2 separate regions of the Mus musculus genome follow, and region 1 is linked to region 2. The links are chromatin loops, found by intact Hi-C in ENCODE. Cell type or tissue: heart. All regions are shown on one strand. Links, peaks and the distances in the headings refer to the core of each region. The heading gives the core; the rest is flanking DNA. Region 1 has its middle 44 kb from the start of Il12a. Region 2 overlaps Il12a (interleukin 12a).

Region 1 (16,603 bases), core at 4,865-9,864, 48 kb before region 2:
ATTACCCTGGACAGCGTTCTTATCTGCTTTGGGAAGCCCTCACATGCCCACGGGTGCCCCCATCTAACCCCCTGAATCTTACTTGCAAGGCTCTGGCCTCTGTGAGTCAGGGAGGCGTGGCCTCTGTGGGTCAGGGAGGCGTGGACCCCTGGGATCTTTCCTGATCTCCCTCTATATATGCTCAGATGGCTGCATACGTGGAGAGCTTTGCAAGCCCAATTCCCTAGTTGTCACACTTTGTAACTTTCCCCAACAAAGATTCCTTAAGTCACTGAGGCTCTGGACTTCTCTTTACACCTGCCATGGCAGTCTTCCTCTGCAATCTGGCAGGAAGTGGGTTCACCTTGAAGACAACTCAAATAATTTAAACTCTGACCAACTACAGCACTCCCTCACAGGGAAGGAACTGCTTTTCAATTTCTAATCTGCTCTTGGTCAAGTTCCAGAACCCAGCCCTAGGGAGATGTTGCTGTATGGACAGAAATTATGATTACTCAGTATTTGGCTGTAGTTCTTGCTTAGGGATATGGGCATTAGATATTATAGAATATTTTGAATAGCTTGATCATTTAGAAATACATGTTAATCCCATTTGAGAGACTGAAACATACTTACAGCTCTTATCACCTTGGATCTCATTTTCATATGACATAAACTTAGGTCAATACCTGATATATTTAATCGCTAAGATCAAGATTTAGATCTAGGACAATGGCTCAGTGGGAAGATATTTCTTTCTCTGCAAGCATGTGGACCTGGGTTCTAATCCATACACCCATGTAACAAGCCAAGCATGGTTGTACATTCATCCCTGTAGCCTGAGCACTAAGAGGTGGAGACGAGAGCTTTTTGCCAGCCAGCCTAGCCAAACCACCTCAACTGAAACATACTCATCTACCAGGCAGCTCGTGAGCTTCAGGAAGCTAATTAAACCACCAAGCCTACTCTTTCCTCTGGAAAATAGTGTTAATAATAATATCTATCCCCTGGAGTTATTTTAGGAAATGAAAGACTTGTGTATGACGTACTTAGAACATTGTTCCATATATTAATTACTGATGATTATAGTCATTAGCTGTTAGGTGGTAGTAGTAGTAGTATTAGTAGTAGTAGTAGTGGTAGTAGCAGCAGCAGCTAGGTCCACCATATCTTACCATGGTCTGAGAACTCAAAGTGGTCACAAAAGCTTAAAACACTAAATGGCTTTAATCTTTAAGATACAAATCTACATCACTTTAAATAAAGAAAGTAAATTACAGGTAGTCAGTGTTTTCAATATAATTTGTTCTTTCAATAAAAGGCGAAAAGGAAAGATTTTCCGATATGTTACTGTGTTCCCGGCTCAGAGGATAAAGTGGTTGCTGTTCAAATGTGAGGCCTGGCGTTGAGATTCTCACACCCATGTGAAAGCTGTTGAGGCGTGGCAACTGTAATCCCAGCATGTTAGAGGCCAGCTGGGTAGCTGACTATCAAGCTCTAGGTTGGCAGAGTTACCTTGCCTAGTAAATAAAGTCCAGGGCAATTGAGAAAGGCACGGAATATCAATGTCCAGCTTCCACACACATACATGTATGTTCTCCACACATATACATGCTCCACATACATGTATGTTCATATGCATATGTGCACATGCGTGCCCACATGCATCCATTGCAAAAGAAAACAGACAAGAAGAGAAAGCGAAGGGTACCAGGAGAGAACTTTGGGTGTACGAATGAAACCCACACAACTGGTCTTTGCTTTACTGCCCGGATGGGGATGTTCAATTCTGTGTTGCTGTATAACTAGCTCTCTCTGTCACACTTTCCTTCCTCTTTCCCAGTTCTTGGCTGTTTTTCTGCCTTTTGTCTGTTGTATGTGTCTGTTCTGAAAAAGTAGGCTCCAGGTTCTACTGTGCATTCTGATACTGAAAACCAAAAGCCAGGTACCTATGAGCAGTGTGCCTGTGGCTTTTCAGTGTGCATTTTACTGTCTACTCACATGAGAGCGAGCAAGCTTCCCCGTGTTCCCTCTAACCAGAGCCCTGTCTATCACCAAGACCACCCTCAGGATATCATCTAAATTTCCTTATCTCCAAGCCTTTATCTTCAAATATCACCTTTTCTTTTGAAAGCTTGAGCTTTAAAGATTTGGAGGGGGGGAGTGTTTCAGGGAAGAGACTAGTGGTGACTTCGGAGGTAGCAGCTGTGGAAGAGTTGGGGGACAGAGCAGTACATAGGGTAGAGAGTGAGTGGGAACACCCTTTCCTATCAAGAGCTCTTTTTCCTGAACTAAAGTACAAACTTAGCTGATCTTGCTCCATGACTGTTTGGGAGACACCTCTGAACTTTCCCTGGCCCCTTCCCAACCTAACTGTTACAGTATACCTCGAATCCCTCCACATTCTGCTTTCAAATCCTTCAGAACAGCTTTCTTCTAAACTTCACCACTGTTCAAGACAAAGTCCCTGTGGACCACACCCTCAGGAGAGAACAAACAGCTAATCCTGACCCTTGAAACCGGAGAGGCCCAAGCTGAGAAGCATTGCCCCCAAAGCCCACGAGACCATGAAGAGGGTCATGGATCTGAAGTCTCAGAATGCTTCAGGAGGGGTGGAATGGGAGTTACTCCTGCAAAAACTTTCAGGAGCTGAGCAGGCAAAGTAAGCGAGCAAGCTGGCTGCACATGGGCTATAGAGAGTGGTGGTGGTGGTGGTGGTGGTGGTGGTGGTGGTGGTGGTGATAGTATTAAACTGGGGAGTATCCCCAGGTCTCTAAATAGGATGGCTTCTAATCTGTTCCAGCCAACTGTTGCCATGGAAGATTACAGACAAGAATTGCAAGTTCTTGCTGTGTCCCAAGAGAAGCCATAACTTCATATCACTATATAAAATTGATCAATTTTTGATGTTGGCAACTAATTTGAATTAAGTGCAGGGGTCAAGAGGACACACTCACTGCCTGTGAGACCTGTGGACCACATGAGAATTGGAGGTTGCCTGCCTTGGATATTGCAAGAGTCTGAAGAAATATTCCACAACTATGTAAGAGATGGTAAACTTAGAAATGTTATCAAAATGCAGGCACCATGAAAGTACAAATAAAAATAAGCTTCCCCTAAAAAAAAAAATCTTACAGAATGCATTGAAAACTAGTAAGATTTAAGATGCAGGGGGCATTCTGGATGCCTAGAATGGCTCTGACTGCTTTGCCTACACAACACAGTTCTTCCTTCATGAGAATATCTCGGTTTGTCTGTCGCCCGAGTGTATCCCTGAAACAGGTGTTGCAACCAGTTGGTGCTGTGATCCTTTAAGAGATAGAACCTATGGTTGGCATGTAGCTCAGTGGTAGAGTGCTCGCTTATGAGAGTAGAGCCCTGTGTTCGATTGTTACACTAAAAACCAGGAAGAGGTGCTGCCTACTGAAGGTGGCAAGGCCATCAACGTCAAAGGGGTTCCATAGCGTGAGCTTCCTCTTGAGAGGATGTTGTTGTAAAATAATGGCTCTTGGGTCTCTTCCTCCCTCTACTGTGACATCATCCGTCATGAGGTTTCCACCAAATGCTTGACCAATGGGATTACCAAATCTTGGAGGCCCCAAACCTGTGAGCTAAGTAAACTAGCTTTCTTTATAAGATGTTCACTTTATGGTGTTGTTGTTGTTGTTGTCACAGTAGTGGAAAATGTTAATCCACTGATCATGGGACCACTCTAGTTCAGGGTGGCGCTAGAAGCCAAAAGCTGTGGATGCAAGTGGGTGGCAGGAAACTCAGGACAGATGCTGTTTATTCGACCACTTACACTTCCTATTTCCTCTTGTGTCCACCAAAGGGGGTTGGCCTGAGATGCTTCCTCGTCCTTGGACTCTGCAGTGTGTACTTACTGTGGTCTGAGCCGAACTCATTTCTGCTCCCTTGGTGAGACAGCTTGTTTTGTTTTGTTTTGTTTTGTGTTTCGTTTCATTTTGTCTTGATCCGTGGGGACAAGTAGCACCTCTTGGATGTGATGAAACGTGGTTGTGCTGCAACCTCAGCCAGTCAGCACCCTGAAAAAAACATCTCAGTGGAAAACCAGGCCGAGCAATTGATCTCTATGATCAGTGTCTTAACTGGGGTTACAACTGTGATCTAACACCAGGACCAGAAGCAACTTGGGGAGAAAATGGTTGACTTCACTCACAGTTCCACAGAACAGTTCACCATCAAACACAGGGAGGACAGGAACTCAAGCAGGGCAGGAACCTGGAGGGAGAAGCTAATCAGAGGCCATGGAGGGATGCTGCTCACTGGCTTGCTCTCCATGGCTTGCTCAGCCTGCTTTCTTATAGAACCCAGGACCACCATCTCAGAGATGGCACCACTCACAACGGGCTAGACCCTCCCCAATTAGTCATTAATTAAGAAAATGTCCTACGTTGGGTCTTATGGAGGAATTTTCTCCATTAAGGTTCCTTCCTTTCAGATGACTCTAACTTGCATTAAGTTGACATAAAAGTAGCCAGGACAATCGGTAAGTGCATTTTGACAAAGGAGAAAGATAAGGCTAAAGGGATAAACTGGTATTTTCCCCTTCTCCTCCTCTCTTTAAAAATCCAGAGAGACAACAAACAGCCTTGCCCTTGAGCATTAAATTGCATCCAGCTCTTCAATAATTCAGTCAACAAGCATCCTCTGATGCTGGCACCGCATGTGCTTCGCCATGCAAGGCTGAGGTACTGTGGAGAAGAGCAGACATGTCCGTTTTCTCCCAGGGCAGACATTTTATTAAGAAAAATCAACAGGGCTAGAGAGATGGCTCAGCAGTTAAGAGCACTAACTGCTTTTCTGGAGGTCATGAGTTCAAATCCCAGTAACCACATGGTGGCTCACAACCATCCGTAATGAGAAACAAACAAACAAGCAAACAAAAAACCCTATGGGCTGAAGGGAGCAGGGCCAGAGCAAGAGGGAAAAGGGAAGGGGGGAAAAAAGAAAAATAAACTACGTTTGAAAGTATTTTTAAGTAAGTGGTAAAAAAAAAAATGCATGACACTGTAAGAAAAAAATAAATGAATTGAAGGATGGGTGACAGAGCTTAGTGGGAAAGTGTGCGTCTGGCTTGTGGGTTTATTCCCTAGCAGCACACACACATACACACACACACAATATATATATACATACAATATACACATAAACATGCACATACATACATATACACATAGCACACACATAGCACATGCACACAACACATACACATTACACATACAACACACATATGCATACATACACAGCACACACACACACCACAACATGCACATACAACACACACATATAACACACATACACACATGCACACACAGACATACACGCATAACACATTGTCATTGTGTTGGATTACACAAGGATAACACTCTTAACATTGGAAAGTGGAGAAAAAGCACACTGTAGACCAGTGGTTCTACCCTAAGGAGTTGAGAGTCTATTTCAAGTTCAGCAGAGAGCTCTCAGAGTAAGCAAGAGAGTTTCGTTTGAAGTCTTGCATAATCTGTTTATTTCAAAGATTCCCTTCAATTTCTAGTAGACATTTAGGGGCAGGAGAAAGCTAAGCAGGAGGCACTCACAGTTATCCAGGACAGACAGGACAGATATGAGAGAAGTGAACAGGCTCGGGAGATGTGTCAGAGAACACCCTGACAGATTAGATGGAGGTTATTCATGAAAGCAAGAAATGGAGAATGACGCTCACATTCTTATTGTTTAACTTTTATTAAAATTTCTTCAAAGATCCAGGTGTGGTGATGCACACCTTTAATTCTAGCACTTGGGAGGCAGAGGCAGGCAGATCTTTGTGAGCTCCAGGCTAGCCAGGTCCACAGTGCAAGTTCCAATACAGTCATGGATCTGTTACACAGAGAAACAAACAAACAAACAACAAAGAAAACTTACATGTATGTAACATATTTCCTCCAAACCCTCTCTTATCTCCTTCCCATCTATGTCAACACTTCAGATGTCTCAATTTCTTGCCCAGATTCCCAATCTTGGAGCTTTGAATTAATTTACTTTAACTAGGTCCAGCTGTATAGCAACTGGATTGGCACTGTCTATTGACACCTGATGGTGACAACATACACAAACTTCTGACCTGAGACACTGGTATTTGTATCATTTGCTTCCATGAGAAAGGCTAAAGATGGAAAGAAATCATTATGGCAGTTAGCCATGAGGATACCTAGGGAATGCTGTCCTGGGGACTCCCTGAACACGGTGCTCATGTCAGTGTCAACCCTTGCTATGCCTGAAACATATCAATCACTTCTCAGTGCTGCTGAGATAAAGCACAAATAACTTGTTGTGGAAGACAAAGTGCTCTTTGACACCCCCCCCCCCAGCCTAATCTGTTTCCTACACGAACTCAACCCTCCGTCCATAATCAGAACTTTTCAGCTTTTTTATTCCATAGATTAGATTTTTAACACATTTCTTCCTCTGCAATGTCTTTCATTCCCCATCTACCTACTGAACTTGGCTCAACTCAGTGGGAAGGATAATACCTCCTTTTGGAAGCCTGTCTACCTGCGTTTCTTCTTTCTTTCCTTCATCTCTACTTCCCTCTCTCACTCCAGGCAGTGGCATGTGCTTTCCAATTGAGGCAGGAGACTATTAATTTGGAATAGAGTACGATGCCTAGGCTCAGAGTCTTACCAATCAGTGAGTAGCTGGGAGGTTTTCAAGGTCAGGACTATTCCTCAATCCCTGTGTCATATGATTCAGGTTCATGGTGTCTTCATCGATACAGTATTCCCAGCAAGTTCTGGAGGGTGACAAAGAGCAGTGGCAATAGCATGTGACAGTTGAGGAAGACCATGCCCCAACAACCCAAAAAGAGGTAGTCCATATCTATCTGTTCCTGGACTTTTTCTTTGATGGCCAATGATGGCTGACACACTCCATTATGGAGTCATTCCATTTACCCCACCCCTTTACATATGTAGACATTTTCTACAGTAGTAGACAGAGAATCTCAACTTTTAAAGAATTCATGCCACACCTACAGTGCAGGGCACAGCAGCAATAGCATTCAGAGAGAAGTACAGATAGGAAGGATAAACTCTCTAAAGTGAATGGAAGTTGGCAAGTATTGATTAGCCTAAACTGTGATTGGTAAGTTATGCATCTGACTGGGATGTGTCTAAGGAAACTCAACAGAGCTCACTGATGTGCTATTGTGGGAAAAGGACAACAGGCTCCTCACTTATGCTGGCCCAAGAGGACAGGAGCCTCTGGCTCACTTCCTGTATCAGACACCAGAGGGAACCAAAGGCAGGCCTTAAGGAAGAAGTCTGAGAACATGGGTGCTTCACAGATGAGAGTAAACACGGGCCCCCACTTTCTTGTGGTGCCTGAGCAGGTTTGAAGAGCAACTCCTGAGCCTGGGCTATTCCACCAGAGAAAAATGTTACATCATTAGTTTCACAAACCACCCTGATAAGTCTCATTCTTCAAAGCCAGTGGTTTAGAAACCCCAGAAGGCTCGGTGGAATAGTGAGGCATCAGAAGGCAGTCCTGTGAGCAGGCACCTGAGGGCTCACTGCTCCTGAAGTCCAGGCTCTGCACAGATTGTGAAAGTCAAAATGCGGAAGAAGTGATAGTTCAGGTCAGGTGGGAGAAAACTGGTTACTTCCCAAAGAGAAAAACTAAAGATCCCACAAACGTGAGCTAAGGGTCTGTGAGTGGAGTCGGGTGAGAGAATTTCCTCTTGTTGCGCAGGAACTGGGGCTTCATGAGGCAGGTCTCTGGATGAACACAACCACAGCAGTGGTTCCTGGTCACAACAGGCTCTAGACTGTGTTCCCTCTTCACATGGGGCTTCAGAGAGAAAAGAGGAGTTGATGTCTGGAAGCTCACACTAGTCCTTCAGAGACCTCTTGACAGATAGAACCACATCTGGAGTCTTATCCCACTTGGTGAGGATAAGACCATTACCCCAAATTTTAAGCCAAATTTGAAGCATGCTTTATTAAATGCTTGGCCAGGATGATGGACACTAGCCAGGACACTATCTGGGGTTCTCAGAGTATGGTCATGAATTGCAATAGTCAGAAACTTAAAAAGCAAAGCCCCACAAGGCTATGTACTACTTCTAGCCTTCACCCAACTGGGGGCAAGCATACATCATGACATACTTCTTTCCACCCATTTGTGATTGAGTATGTCCTGTTCGGTTGGGCGGTCAAGCTTGTTTACAAAAGCAACAACATGTGGCTTGCTATCTGACATACACAGCAGCCCCCAGCATTCCAGAAAGTTGTCCGTTCTTGTTTGGTTGATTTTTGTTTTATAGATCTGTTAAGCATGGGAATTTAAACTTAAAACATAACTTTGGCCTCACAACAGGAGTGTGGAATGATTCTCAAGCAAGAAACAAGCAGTTGCTCGTCTAGAGGAAATACAAAGACAAACAGTGGCACAGAGATTGAAGAAAAGGCCATCCAGAGACTGCCCCACCTAGGGATCCATCCCACAAGCAGACACCAAACCCAGACACTATTGCGGATGGCAAGAAGTGCTTGCTGACAGGAGCCTGATACAGCTGTCTCTGAGAGACTCTGCCAGGTCCTGACCAATATGGTTGTACACAGCCAAACAATGGACTGAATACAGGGACCTCAATGGGGAAGTTAGGGCAAACACTGTAGGAACTGAAGGAGTTTGCAACCCCAGAGGAAGAACAACACTATCAACCAACCAGACCCCCCAAGCTCCCAGAGACTAAACCGCCAGCCAAAGAGTTCACATGGAGGTACCCATGGCTCCAGCTGGATAGGTAGCAGAGGATGGCCTTATCTGGCATCAGTGGGAGGGGAGCCCCTTGGTCTTGTGGAGGCTTGATGACCCAGAATAGGAGAGCGCTAGGCCGTTAAGGCAGGAGTGGGTGGGGAAGCACCCTCATAGGGGCAAGGGGGGGGGGGGTAGTGAGCTTGTAGAGGGGAAACTGGGAAGAGAGATAACATTTGAAATGTAAATAAATAAAATAACCAATAAAAAAAGAAAATGAAGAAAAGGAACAAGCAGTTGTTCTGCAGATGTGTGTCAAACTAAAATCCCGAACGTCTTTATTGAACCGTTACAGATGGGGACCAGAAAGAAATGCCCAGCCCTGAGAGGGCTTCTCACAGCCACCACTAGCAGAGCTAGGTGACAGCTGGAAAAGTGTGCAGTGCTTGCTCAGCAGCTCAAAGCCATGGGTTTTATCCCAGGAACATATAAGATCAAATACTCTAACAGGCATGACTATCGTTTCAGCACTGGGAAGGTGGAGGCAGGAGGACCAGGGATTCAAGGACACCCTTAGCTGTTTGCCAGTTAGCTTGGACTATCTAAGACCCTATCATACAAAATTTTAAAAATTAAAAAAAAAGAACTTGAGGTTGAGGTGGTCTTATAATTAAGCTTCTCCTCCTCTCTTAACATAATAATAAAATATTATCCCACCGACACATGTCTTCTTGTTCCTGAGTGTCAAAACTAAAGTGCACAAATGTGCAGCTCACCTGCTATCAGGCTGTGATAGATAGCACTCGTGGATGCAGGGGCAGAAGCAGGACAGCAGTGTGTAAGTGTGGCTTCTGAAAACAAGTTCTTTTTTTTAAAAAAAATATTTTTATTAGATATCTTCTTCATTTACATTTCAAATGCTATCCCCTTTCCTAGTTTCCTCTCCAAAAATCCCCTATACCCTTTCCCCTTCCCCTGCTCCCCAACCCACCCACTCCTGCTTCCTGGCCCTTGCGTTCCTCTATACTGGGGTATAAATCTTCACAAAACCAAGGGCCTCTCTTCTCATTGATGGCCGACTAGGCCATCTTCCGATACATATGCAACTAGAGACACAGCTCTGGGGATACTGGTTAGTTCATATTGTTGTTCCTCCTATAGGGTTGCAAACCCCTTCAGCTCCTTGAGTGCTTTCTCTAGCTCCTCCATTGGGGGCCCTGTGTTCCATCCAATAGATGACTGTGAGCATCCACTTCTGTTCTTAAGCCCCGGGATCCTTGGGGATCCATGAAAATAACGAATGAACTGGGAAACTGACCACTGTTCAGGAAGAATGTAGCAACTGAATCCATCTTTCAGTCTGAAGAAGTCAGTTAATGAAGAAAAGCCCATGGAAGTTGTCAGTACCAAGGAAGTTGCGAGCAGAGACTCACCATCCAAGTATAGAAAATGGTGTGTTAAAAAAAAATGTAGCAAGATCACCTAAAATCCACTTAAAAGCCTCCTTCCCTCAAATACAGTCCTTTGCTCCAAATACCAGTAGGAGTGTGGAAGTGTGTGACTTTGTGGGACCATTCTCTGGAACTGTCAGTTTTCAACATGGCTGCTGAACATGTATGACCAGGTATAGCGTATTAGTTATCATCCGCATCCTTAAAAGTTCCTTCACCATCATGGCCAAAATCACCAGTGCCCTGAAAAGAGAATGCAGATCGCTGCTAGGAGGCCCAAGCATGGCAAACGTGGTGCCATGTTGTGCCTTTTACCCTCCTTCTCCCCTTGACCAAAACCAGATAACATTCCTAATGCTAGCACCCGAGATCCATTCCCTGATTTGATCACTAGCTCATCCCTGAGACAGCAAGGTCCAACAGTCGAAATTCATTATTTAGTTAATACGTTCAATTAGGACATACAAACTCACTGTAGCACAGGTTCCCTGCTCTCCTTAAACATCCACTCCTGCTGAAAGCAAGCACTTGTACATTCATCACTAACTTGCCTGCCTGCTGGTGTGCTTGTTCCTGTCGCTATGGCTGCCGCTGCTGCTGCTGCTGCTGCTGCTGCTTGCTGTCTACTTTTGAAGCCACCACCCCCATCGCTTATCCTTCTGGGATAATACATCTCTTTTGGTGTCTGAGTGTGCCGTGGACCTGTTGGGGTCAGGAAGACCTCCCTTCCTGAGAAGCTGCACCACTACCACCACCACCCCCCCCCCTCCCTAGTTCCATTTCCTAAGATCCCATTCTGTTCCCAGGCTCAGACTCTGCAGGATGACTGCTGGCCTGAGATACTGGTTTTGTTCTGCCTTGGATGAGTTGCTGCCACACATCCATCAGGTTTCATATTTTACAGCCTGTTAGCAAATCCCAGCCCACACCCCAGATCCTCCCCAGCACCAGCTCAGCTCCAGGGAGAAGACGCCTTCTCTCTGGAAGATACCCACCAGCTGGAATACTAACTAGGATCAGGAGGACCTAACCATCTCCTAAAACTCAGAGGGTATTTAAAAAAAGAAAAGAAAAAAACCAATCCTAGTTCAGCATGGTAATGTATGCCCATAGTTTTAGCGACTTGGGCCATGGAGGGAGAACCACCAGAGCCCGTGAGTTTCAGACCAGTCTAGGTGCTAAGGCTTGAACTTTCATGGGCACAGATTTTGGACCTTTCTCTCAGCTTTTGGTGTGATTTAGGGAGGCTGTGATACCTTTGGGAGTTGTGGTCTCACCAGAAGAATCAGCTCCGTAGCAACAGTCCATGAAGATTATGCCCATACCCTGGTTTCTGCCACACTCCCTGCTTCTTAGTCTGCCACACACCCCTACAGCCATGACAAAGCTGCTCCGCCATGTCTTTCTTGACACAACACACTGACACAGACCCTCAGAAACTGCACACACAAATTGTTCGTCCGAGAAGTTGCTTCTGTCCGAAGAGTGTAGAACTATATCTCACAACAAGCATAGACTCGCCTGAGCAGAGGAAACCCAGGAACAAAGAATATGGTCCTATCCCAGGACCTAGAACAGTTTGATGTAAAATAAATACACAGGAAGTGATGTTGAGTGCATGGATTGTTTGTTTTGTCCATGCAGGTACTACAATTGGACACATGACTTAAGCACAAACCTTCGGACCCTCTCAGAACCTTTAGTGGCTGTATGCGTTACGCATTTCTAAAGGATGATGGTTTGCTCGATGCATACCCAAACGATCCCTCTCATTCCTCACTGGATACCAATTGACATCGTAGAAAACATGATCATCTAGAACTAGTTCTGAGACCTGGCAGCCTGCTTCTGTTTTCTCCACCAGTGCCATTTATCCACTAATGATTTAGCTAGTTGTCTTTTGACCAAAACTAATTGAAATGATTTTTGTAAAGACATTATTTTGTGTAACTTATGAAAGGATCCCTAACTATTCATTTAGCATTTCATGGAGTTCCCAAAAAACCACAAGCAGGGAGAATGCTGGCCTGGGGAGAATGCTGGCCTGGGGAGAATGCTGGCCTTGGATGGGCACTCATGGGAGACACTGACTGATTGGCAGATTCCAAATAATATAAATTTGGGACAATTTGTTGTGCCCTTTCTGCCCCAAGTATCTGATTCAAATTAGAGTAGATACACCAAAATTTTAATATATGATGTTTTATGTAGCCGCATTACTGTGAGGGATAGCTATCTCATAAGGTCGAGAGGGAGAGGACATTTACCATGTCTGCTCCTTGGTTTCCAATGCATCCTTTGAGATACTTGCCGACTCTAGCTGCCAAGAAAATATGATAGATGCAGAAGGACATAAAACTGGTTGTGGTGAATCCTTTGTCCCATATGTACTGTACGCATACTCATTCAAAATAATTTTACATTTATGTATTTTCTTGTGTGTAGGAGGGGCAGGGGCAGAGACTGTGCCACAGTGTATGAACAATCTACAGGACCCAGCTCTTTCCTTCCACCATGTGAGTCCAGGACCAAGCCCAAGTCATTAGGTCTGGCGGCAAGCACCTTACTGCTAAGCCTTCTTACTGTCCCTGTGTGCCATTTATAATGATGCCACATCTAACCAGAAATCCCTTATCAGAAAGACAAAAGAATAATTAAGTTAAAGCCTAGATATGGTAGCACATACCTGTAATCTGGCTCTTGGGAGGCAGAGATGGGACTGCCAGAAGTTCAAGGTCACCCTTGTGTATCTATTAAGGCCAGCCTAGGCTACATATGATACTGTCTCAACAAGAAAGTAATTAAAAGAAAATAATTAAGTTGAATTAAAATGGTGTCCAAATGCCCAAATGAGACCCTTGTTTGTTCTGAAATAGATAAGCTGTGTTCATTGCTATGTCCTTCTCTCTTACCCACAAGTAGAGTCAATTTTATTCTTACACCACACGTAATCCTAGTAAATTTAAGCACTTGTTTAAAGGCTTAAGAACTTAAAATCTAATTATTAACAAAATCCAACAGCCTGGGACTCTTCATCCTGTTGAACAAACGCCATTGTGATGGCTCGCTAGCCTGCTTGTCCTGGGGCCTTTATGGTCTGGCTTGGGAAGAACACGTGTAGAGGTGATCTGCCCAGGGCCCTTGGGTTTCCCACAGGAATATTTCTCTGGCTCCAAATCTGACAGATGAACCCCAGCTTCAGATCATCTTTGCCAAGCACAGCCCAGTCTTGTACCAACCTCATCCCTTATGTAGTAAGTTTGGGACCAGCTTTCCTTTAGGAGAGTTGAAAGCTAATACGTATGACCCTACCCCTTTTTTGTGTAATGACTATACCTTTCAAAACTAAAATTTGGGACAGTAAAGTCTAAATGCAGATCATTTAGTGGTGTACTTAAACTATTTGATTGAAGTAAAAATCCATGTGAAAAAAGATTTAGCTGTGTTTAAGTTTATATATAATTAGCTATGTGATTTGTAAATATTATAGATTGAAAATTTCCTTTAAAATGTGTTCTGTGACAACCTACATTTACGTTACAGCCCACGTATTTATCATGCCTGCTTGTTGAGTTGGCTTTATTTCTCTGTGCTACTTGGAATTTTTCTTTTGCATATAAAATTTTGTTCAAACTGTTTGGTTTCTATGGCAGTAGGGGAAAAAGGAAACCTGTTTTCTCTATGAAAAAAAGCAAGCCTGGCCCACTTTTCTGCCTATAAGAATGTACGTTTCTCTCTCCTGGCCAAGTTCAACAGGTTTTTATAGCCTGGAGCTCTGGACAGCACTCGGCTCATTTGTAAAAATAAAGAACAAGGACTGGCACCCATCTTGGAGGGTTAAGCAGCCCAGACAGTGATTTGAGATGGACTTATGAGCAGTGGGGCACACTGTGGTGAGGATGAGTGTGAGACTCCTCAGACTCCCCTGCATCCCAGTCCTGCCTAGATCTTCAAGTGACAGGCAGTCCCAACAGGATAGCGAGGGACGCCACCTGTCCTATTCTGATTCTGGTCCAAGAACTCTGCCCACCTGACCACTTGAGAGGCAATGGTAGAGTAAAACATGTCAGCAGAGAATAGTCGTGTCTGAAGTTGGCTACCTTAACACAAACATTTGGTGAGTCTGGCTGATCCCGCAGGTCTGGGGACATTCTACTGCCTTAATGAGTGTCGTGGCATGAGGAGCTCCTACAGATAAATACATAGAGTTATATATAAGACACATGTTATTTAATAGATGCCGTAGTATTTTCGCATAGCTATAAAGCTAGTCTTTAATTTTCCACTTTTCTTCTGCTTCTGTGGTTCCTTTGCTGTCTTTCCATCAATGGACTAATCAAAGACTCTAGCTCCTTTTCTATCAGGACAATGTCAGTGGGGAGGAAACAGTACCAGAAACAACTCTTAAAACAGATTAAGCCAAATGTAGCTTCAATAGTACTTCCTAAGATTAAACCATACAGCAAACGACAAACTGCCCCTCAGCAAACTGTGAGTGAGGCCACACATCCAGACACGCCCACTGTCACAACTCCCCACACCCCAACACACCCCGTTAACCCTCAGCTCTGGTCTTTTTTCCCCAAGCTCATGGCTAATCGTCCTTTGAGTCAACAAATGTATAATGATCTTCAATGGTCTGATTTGCCTAGTGTGTATTTTTATACAGAGGTCTCATGTAGTCCAGCCTGGCCTTGAATTTCCTATGTAGTGAAGGATGTCCTTGAACCTCTGCTCCTCCTGCCCTTATCATCCAAGTGCTGGCATCACAGACATGTACTACCATGAAGAGCTTTTAATTGTCTATTTTTTTTTATGATAAAGAAAACCCTATAGCCTCCTGTCACCTAGAGCCAGTCTGAACATGAGCTCCTCAGGACAGTGCTCTCTGTGACCAGGCCTGTTGTGTCCCTCACACAGAAGGTCACCTACCCAAAGTCCTTTTGCTCTAGCCAAGGGAGTGTGTTGAAGGCAGGAACCAGGTCTCACTCTTACTTTGAGTTCTAGCCATGACTACAGTCATGGAATCTGCACTCAGACTGGTAACTTGGATTTTACCAGGCAACCTGGATCAGATGCTGAGGACTGAAAGAGGAGTGAGTCAATGCCCTTACCTTCAAGGAACCCACGGCTGCTAACTGCCAGTCAGCCAGAGGTACCATGCCTGGTAAAAGGCCTCCCTCTTCCTTAGAACCCTTGTGTAGGCATCAAGGGGATGGAATCGGGAGCATATCTTCTCTCTGAACCTCCCCCTCTAACTCTTTCATTTCTGCTATTGGCTTTAGTTAAGGTGTTTGTTCCTCTTGTCTTTGTTTGTACTATTAGATTTTTATTTTACATTTTAAAAAGCATTTTCTTAGGTATTGGGAAGAACCAAATTTTGTAGCTATAGAGGACATCATCAGATTTTTTTTTCCATTCATTTGCCTTTAGTGGTGTGCCAGTTCCATCCAGTAACAATGCAACAGCTAGACCTGACTGCCATTGAAGTCATCAGCTGGGTTGGATGACACTGTAGAAGGATCCATGATACCATATTAAAGCTGTCATTAGAGACTAGCTGTTCTTAAGCCCAGTCCTCTTTCTCTGTGATGAAGGGCTCTGTGAAGAACATCTGAATTTAAGAAGGGAGGAGAGGGAGAGGGAGAGGGAGAGGGAGAGGGAGAGGGAGAGGGAGAGGGAGAGGGAGAGGGAGAGGAGGAGGGGGAGAGGGAGGGAGAGGAGGAGGGAAAGGGAGAGGGAGAGGGAGAGGGAGAGGGAGAGGGAGAGGGAGGAAGGAAGGAAGGAAGGAAGGAAGGAAGGAAGGAAGGAAGGAAGGACTCCAAATACTTGTCAAAGTGATACCAAGAATTAGAGTTCAGTATGTTCTAGAAAGCTTTGAAAATTATACAATAAAATTGTTATATGGTTAGTAAAATCTACTGCTTGCTTTGGTCAACAGCTTCATCAACCATAGGTAGAGATTTTAATTTAACCTATTGAACAAACTTACACTATAGAAAAACTGAACTGACCCAGCTATGGCCAGACATTGACTTCCAGGCTCATCTTGCCTCATCTACAGATGTGACCAGATTGGCAGGACTCTAGTGATGAATGGTAGTCAGGAAGGTTTTGGGCTCAATGTTTTAGAGCCCTGTTTTTAAAAATCAAACTCATTTGTTAGATCAGTCCCAACATAATAAGAGAGAAAAGGGGAGAGAACAAAAAGGGAAAGGGAAAATGGAAGAAAAAAAATAGCAAAATATGAGATACACTATTGTGTGTGTCAGAGGGAGCTAGCTGGCCAAGCATCTGTCTACCTCTCCCATCTCATAAAAGTGTCATTTATAAAGAGCTTTCCTGTGTTTCTGGACGTCAACGCCCTGCAGCCCACTTCTTCCCCCATTCCTTCATTTCTTTTGCACAGATCATTT
Region 2 (5,000 bases), core at 1-5,000:
AACCAAGTTGACAAGCTCCACCTGCCCTTTGTTTCCCTTCCAGACCTCCTCTTTTTGGCCACCCTTGCCCTCCTAAACCACCTCAGTTTGGCCAGGGTCATTCCAGTCTCTGGACCTGCCAGGTGTCTTAGCCAGTCCCGAAACCTGCTGAAGACCACAGATGACATGGTGAAGACGGTGAGTTTCTCCTGTCCTTCTGGCTTCAAAGTTCCGCTGTTGACATGACTTCTAACCTATCTGGTATCTGCTGGGAAGTTTATGGTATCTGGCAGGAACCGTAGAGGGTTTCAAGACTTCTAAATATAATCTAAAGGAAACTGTGTCTCTAGAGAAAGGAAGAATGGTAATAAATTGTAACGGCATCGGTTTAGGCTGTGTCTACACAGAGGAAAGTGGGGACTTGCAATGTCCCTCCCAGCCTGCCTGCCTGTGTGACACAGTGTCAGGTGCTCCCTGCTTCTGCTTCAGGGCAGGTGGAACAGGGAGACAGTCTCTAGGTACACTCTCTGTGCTTCACAAGCCATAGAGATGAATTAGATTGTCTCTCCCCCTGCTCACCAGTGTCCAGCACTGTGATGCAGTCCCTTGTCGGATGGACACATGTCAGGGAGGACTCAGACATCAGATAGCAAGCAGGTCCAGCCTCCAGTTTTCTGGGGCAAGTGTGATCCAGTTTTAGTCACGGCTCCACTCATTTTTCTCAGGTTTCATGTTTGAATGCAAAATAGCCTTTTCCGTTGTAAAATTGCCACGGTTTCCTCTCGCTTTGGGGACAAAGCTACAGCAAAATGCTAATGTGTTTGAGATATCCTGCAGCTGCTAGGGCTGGAGATCCAGTAGAATTCTGGCTTAATTATGAATGGGTCTCCCGGGTTCTATCCCCCAACAGAGCGTGCGTTCATAAGCACCTGGGAACAGAGGAGGGAAGGAGGGAAACTCTGTCTTCCTGTTTTGTTTTTAAATCTTTCTTGAGGATCTTCTAGCTTGTTGTCTTATGGCTATCCCAACATAAGCTCCGCTCCACAAGCCCTTCTTGGTGAATTTTCTTTCTTTCCTTCCCGTCTTGCATAACGTGCTGCTGGCTGTTCCTCCAAGCTCAGTCTTAATTGAGTGGGGTTCCCAGGAGGGAGAGATGGCTCTGTGGTTAAGAGAGCTGGCTGCTCTTCCAGAGGTCCAGAGTTTCCACACCCTCATGGTGGCTCACAATCATGGTAACTCTGATCATAGGGAACCTGTCGTTTTCTCTGTGCCTCTGTGGGCACTGAGCACATGCCACACAGACATCCATGCAGGCAGAACACTCTTGGCCATGAAACCTTAAAATGAAGGAGAAACCTTACGAGAGGTTCCCTAAGGAATCCCTGCAGAAGGGAGAGATTGTTTTCCTAAGATGAGGTTTGGTGTGGAGGGGATGAGGTATTCAAAGTTAACTAGCCGCTCCTCACTCCTCTGCTGCCAAATACCAGCACTGGGCTTCGAGACACAATAGAATTCGACCTTGTTTTCGTTTGGGTCACTATTGCTCTCTAGTTGAACACGGAATCCACGGGGGCACATTGCTGTCTGTCCTTTGTCACACCCCAGGACCACAGCTGCATGGAAAAGTCATCGCAGGCTTCAGTCAGAGAGCTGTTGACTTCCTAATATGTTGTGTAATTCTGTTCAGTGGTGCTTTCCAGCACACCAGGGAATAAGAGACAGTCCCCGCGTATGTAAATTAAAGCTCAACTAGTATTTAGGGCTTGCAAGTTTGTTACAGCCATCAAGCTGTGACTTTAACAGTTTCCTCTTTAGAAGTTAAACTTGAAAAAAAATAGAGGGAGAGAGAGATTCACAGGGCACAGCTGCTTGGAAAAAGGAAAAGCCACAGGACTCACCAGAAGCAAGCAGCACAGTGTGGCACTGATGCTGATGAGTACAGCCTGCTGCACCCCAGTGTTCACATGGTGAAAAAAATACCCTGCTGGCGGACAGCCTAGGCAAAGGGGGAGGAGAGTAGGGAGAGCGTGCGGGAGGTTGGGTTTCTTAGCTTATGAAGAGCCTGAGTTTCCTACAGGCCAAAGAGATGACGGTTCAGAGTGGCCAGCCTAGGCTCTGCTGATCCACTGCGATGCAGGTCTCAGAGGGAACCAGCTGTCTTGCTGAGAGATTCACCTCAGCTTCTCCTTATGTTTTTCCCAGGCCAGAGAAAAACTGAAACATTATTCCTGCACTGCTGAAGACATCGATCATGAAGACATCACACGGGACCAAACCAGCACATTGAAGACCTGTTTACCACTGGAACTACACAAGGTATGGAGGACCCCCACCCAAAAAACAACAACAACAACAACAAAAAACACAATTAAGAGCCGTGCAGCCAACCTCAGCTGTCTCCAGATACTTACTTGTAGCTATCAAACGTGAGAGTTTTGAAGAAAAAAAAAAAAGTCAACAACCATACAAATACTTCTACAAGCTGAAGGATATACTCGGTAACTAGGAGGTGGCTATGGTGGTATAGACCTTTAATTCCAGCACTTGATGGATAGAGGAAGGCCGGCTCCTGTTAAGTTAGAGGCCAGTCAGGGATACACAGCAAGATTTCATCTTTAAAAAGAAAGGGGGTGGTGTGGCGGGTGAAGCTTACTTATTGAAGTGCTCATGTCACAAGCCTGGGGACCTAAGTTCCCATCCCCAGCACCCATGTAGGAGCTGGGTGTGATGGTTTCACATGCAGAGACAGGAGGATACCTGGGCCAGCTAGTCTAGCCGAATCCATGAGCTGCAGGCCCAGTGAGAGAACCTGTATCAGAAAACAAGAAAGTCAGGAGAGCGGCTGAGAAAGACCCCAAAGATCATCCTCCGATTTCCACGAGTACATGCACCTGCACACACGTGCACACAGGAATCCTATACATAGCCACCCAAAAGCAGTTATGATGGTGAAGTTTCTTTTACTGGAATGAAAAGTTAGTTTGAGAAAAAAATATCAGAGAGATTTATATTAAGAGTGAATGGGTGGGGGGTATGCATGCCTTTAATCTCAGCACTTGATAGGCAGAGGCAGATGGATCTCTGTGAGTTCAAGGCCGGCCTGGTCTACAGAGTAAGTTCCAGGACAGCCAGTGCTACAATAGAAACAGGTGATGGTGATGATGGTGATGATGGCGGTGATGATGATGATGATGACGAAGACAAACTCCTCGGTTTATGATTTTCTTCTAGAACGAGAGTTGCCTGGCTACTAGAGAGACTTCTTCCACAACAGTAAGTAAGCACTCTAAGGGTTCCTTCCCCATGACGGATTCATAACACTGATGCCTGGTCATTCTTTCTCTAGAGAGGGAGCTGCCTGCCCCCACAGAAGACGTCTTTGATGATGGTAAGCCACATCACTTTTCTGAAATGCAGCAGGGTCCTGTAGTTCCAGCCCATCTCAATGATTCCTTGCCCATTGTGTCCTGCGCTCTAGACCCTGTGCCTTGGTAGCATCTATGAGGACTTGAAGATGTACCAGACAGAGTTCCAGGCCATCAACGCAGCACTTCAGAATCACAACCATCAGCAGATCATTCTAGACAAGGGCATGCTGGTGGCCATCGATGAGCTGATGCAGGTAAGCCTTCCTCCTATCAGCCAGCGCTCCTTTTCCATGGTGAAGAGAGGTCCTTTATTAGATATGATAAAATCAGCACAGCTTGGGTTGGGAGAGACCTGAACACCCCCACCCCACCCCACACCCTCATCCCCCAACCATGAAAGGCCTTGCAAGGTTACATTTGCTTAGAGAGCCTTGAGGGGGCCTCTACAATAAGGGCAAATGCAAGCAGCCTTCTACTTGTTGACTCATGATACAAATCAGGCACTTTTCAAATGCTTCTTCTCATACCATCCCCACAACAAGCAAATAAGGTCTCTACAGAGGAGGAAACTGAAGCTTAAGAGGATGAACGAGGGTTCCCTACAAAAGGGTTTTTTGTTGTTTGGTTTGGTTTGGTTTGGTTTGGTTTGGTTTGGTTTTTCCGAGACAGGGTTTCTCTGTATAGCCCTGGCTGTCCTGGAACTCACTTTGTAGATCAGGCTGGCCTCGAACTCAGAACTCCACCTGCCTCTGCCTCCCAAGTGCTGGGATTAAAGGTGTGCGCCACCATTGCCCAGCTTATTGTTGTTTTAAATACATTCTTTTCTTAAAGGTTCAAGATTAGGACTGGAGAGACAGTCCGATGATTAAGAGGACTTGAGTTTGGCCTGGGGCTCCTATGTAACAAACAGGGTGTGGTCCTGAACTGCTCTCTAACTCCAGAGAGTGGAGACAGGAGGCCTATGGAGGCTTTCTTGCTGCAAGTTTAGCCATGAAATCTCCAGGTTCAGGGAGAAAGCATGCCTCAAAGAAATAAGATGGAGAGTCACGTGATCTCTTCTCTGGCTTCTGCATGGTGTAGGCACAGATATGCACATGTTTGAGTGCATACAATACAGGCAAACATACACGTGTCCTTTTTAAAATGTATAGGATGGACATTCTAGGGGCTGCACACATATTCAAATATTACTAGGGGAAGCACTTGGGGCTGGTGTCCAAGTATAATCTATTTTGAACCAAAATGTGACCAAAATGAAAAGTGGTCTTACATCTAGGTAATTACAGTGTTAGGTATCCGTGGGAACTTTGCTGTACCACCAGTAACACAAAGCACAGGAGTGTGCACACCAGAGACAAGCACCTTGGCAACCAAGGCGTGGGATGAACATATGTTCAGAAGTCACTGCCTGGAAAGCAATTGTTTTTCATTTCATACATACTGTCTTGCACAGGGTTTCTATGTCTTAGATAAAATATCATGACGGAAAGCAAGTTGGGGAGGAAAGGGTTTATTTCATCTTGTAGAGTGTAGTGAGTCTATTACCCAGGGAAGTGGAGGCAGAAGCTGATGCTGGAGAGGACTCCTGGTGACTGGAGTGCTCCACATGACTTGCTCAGTGTGCTTTGTATAGCACCCAGGACCACCAGGCTA

Evidence for each region. A loop is a pair of places that touch in the nucleus more often than their neighbours do. Peaks named below come from ENCODE experiments on the same cell type or tissue, not always from the same donor. Only the 100,000 strongest peaks of a DNase experiment are listed, where the experiment ranks them.
Region 1: a loop joins it to region 2, with 1.8 times the contacts of the local background. A loop is called at or near these places in 14 of 42 quality-filtered maps.

Annotation. Positions count from the first base shown.
Region 1 is chr3:68,639,304-68,655,906 of GRCm38, forward strand. No RefSeq gene overlaps it. Among named protein-coding and RNA genes, the nearest start is that of Il12a, 44 kb to the right of the region's middle. In heart, for the core only: a CTCF peak has its summit at 7,262 (motif pointing right); no DNase peak of the experiment used is centred there.
Region 2 is chr3:68,691,980-68,696,979 of GRCm38, forward strand. Il12a (interleukin 12a) reads left to right here. Exons shown (of 7, transcript NM_008351.3): 2 at 44-177; 3 at 2,182-2,295; 4 at 3,211-3,252; 5 at 3,326-3,367; 6 at 3,458-3,601. Among named protein-coding and RNA genes, the nearest start is that of Il12a, 3.1 kb to the left of the region's middle. In heart, for the core only: no CTCF peak of the experiment used is centred there; DNase peaks (open chromatin) are centred at 1,102, 1,612 and 1,972; H3K4me3 peaks cover 11 bases; H3K27ac peaks cover 193 bases.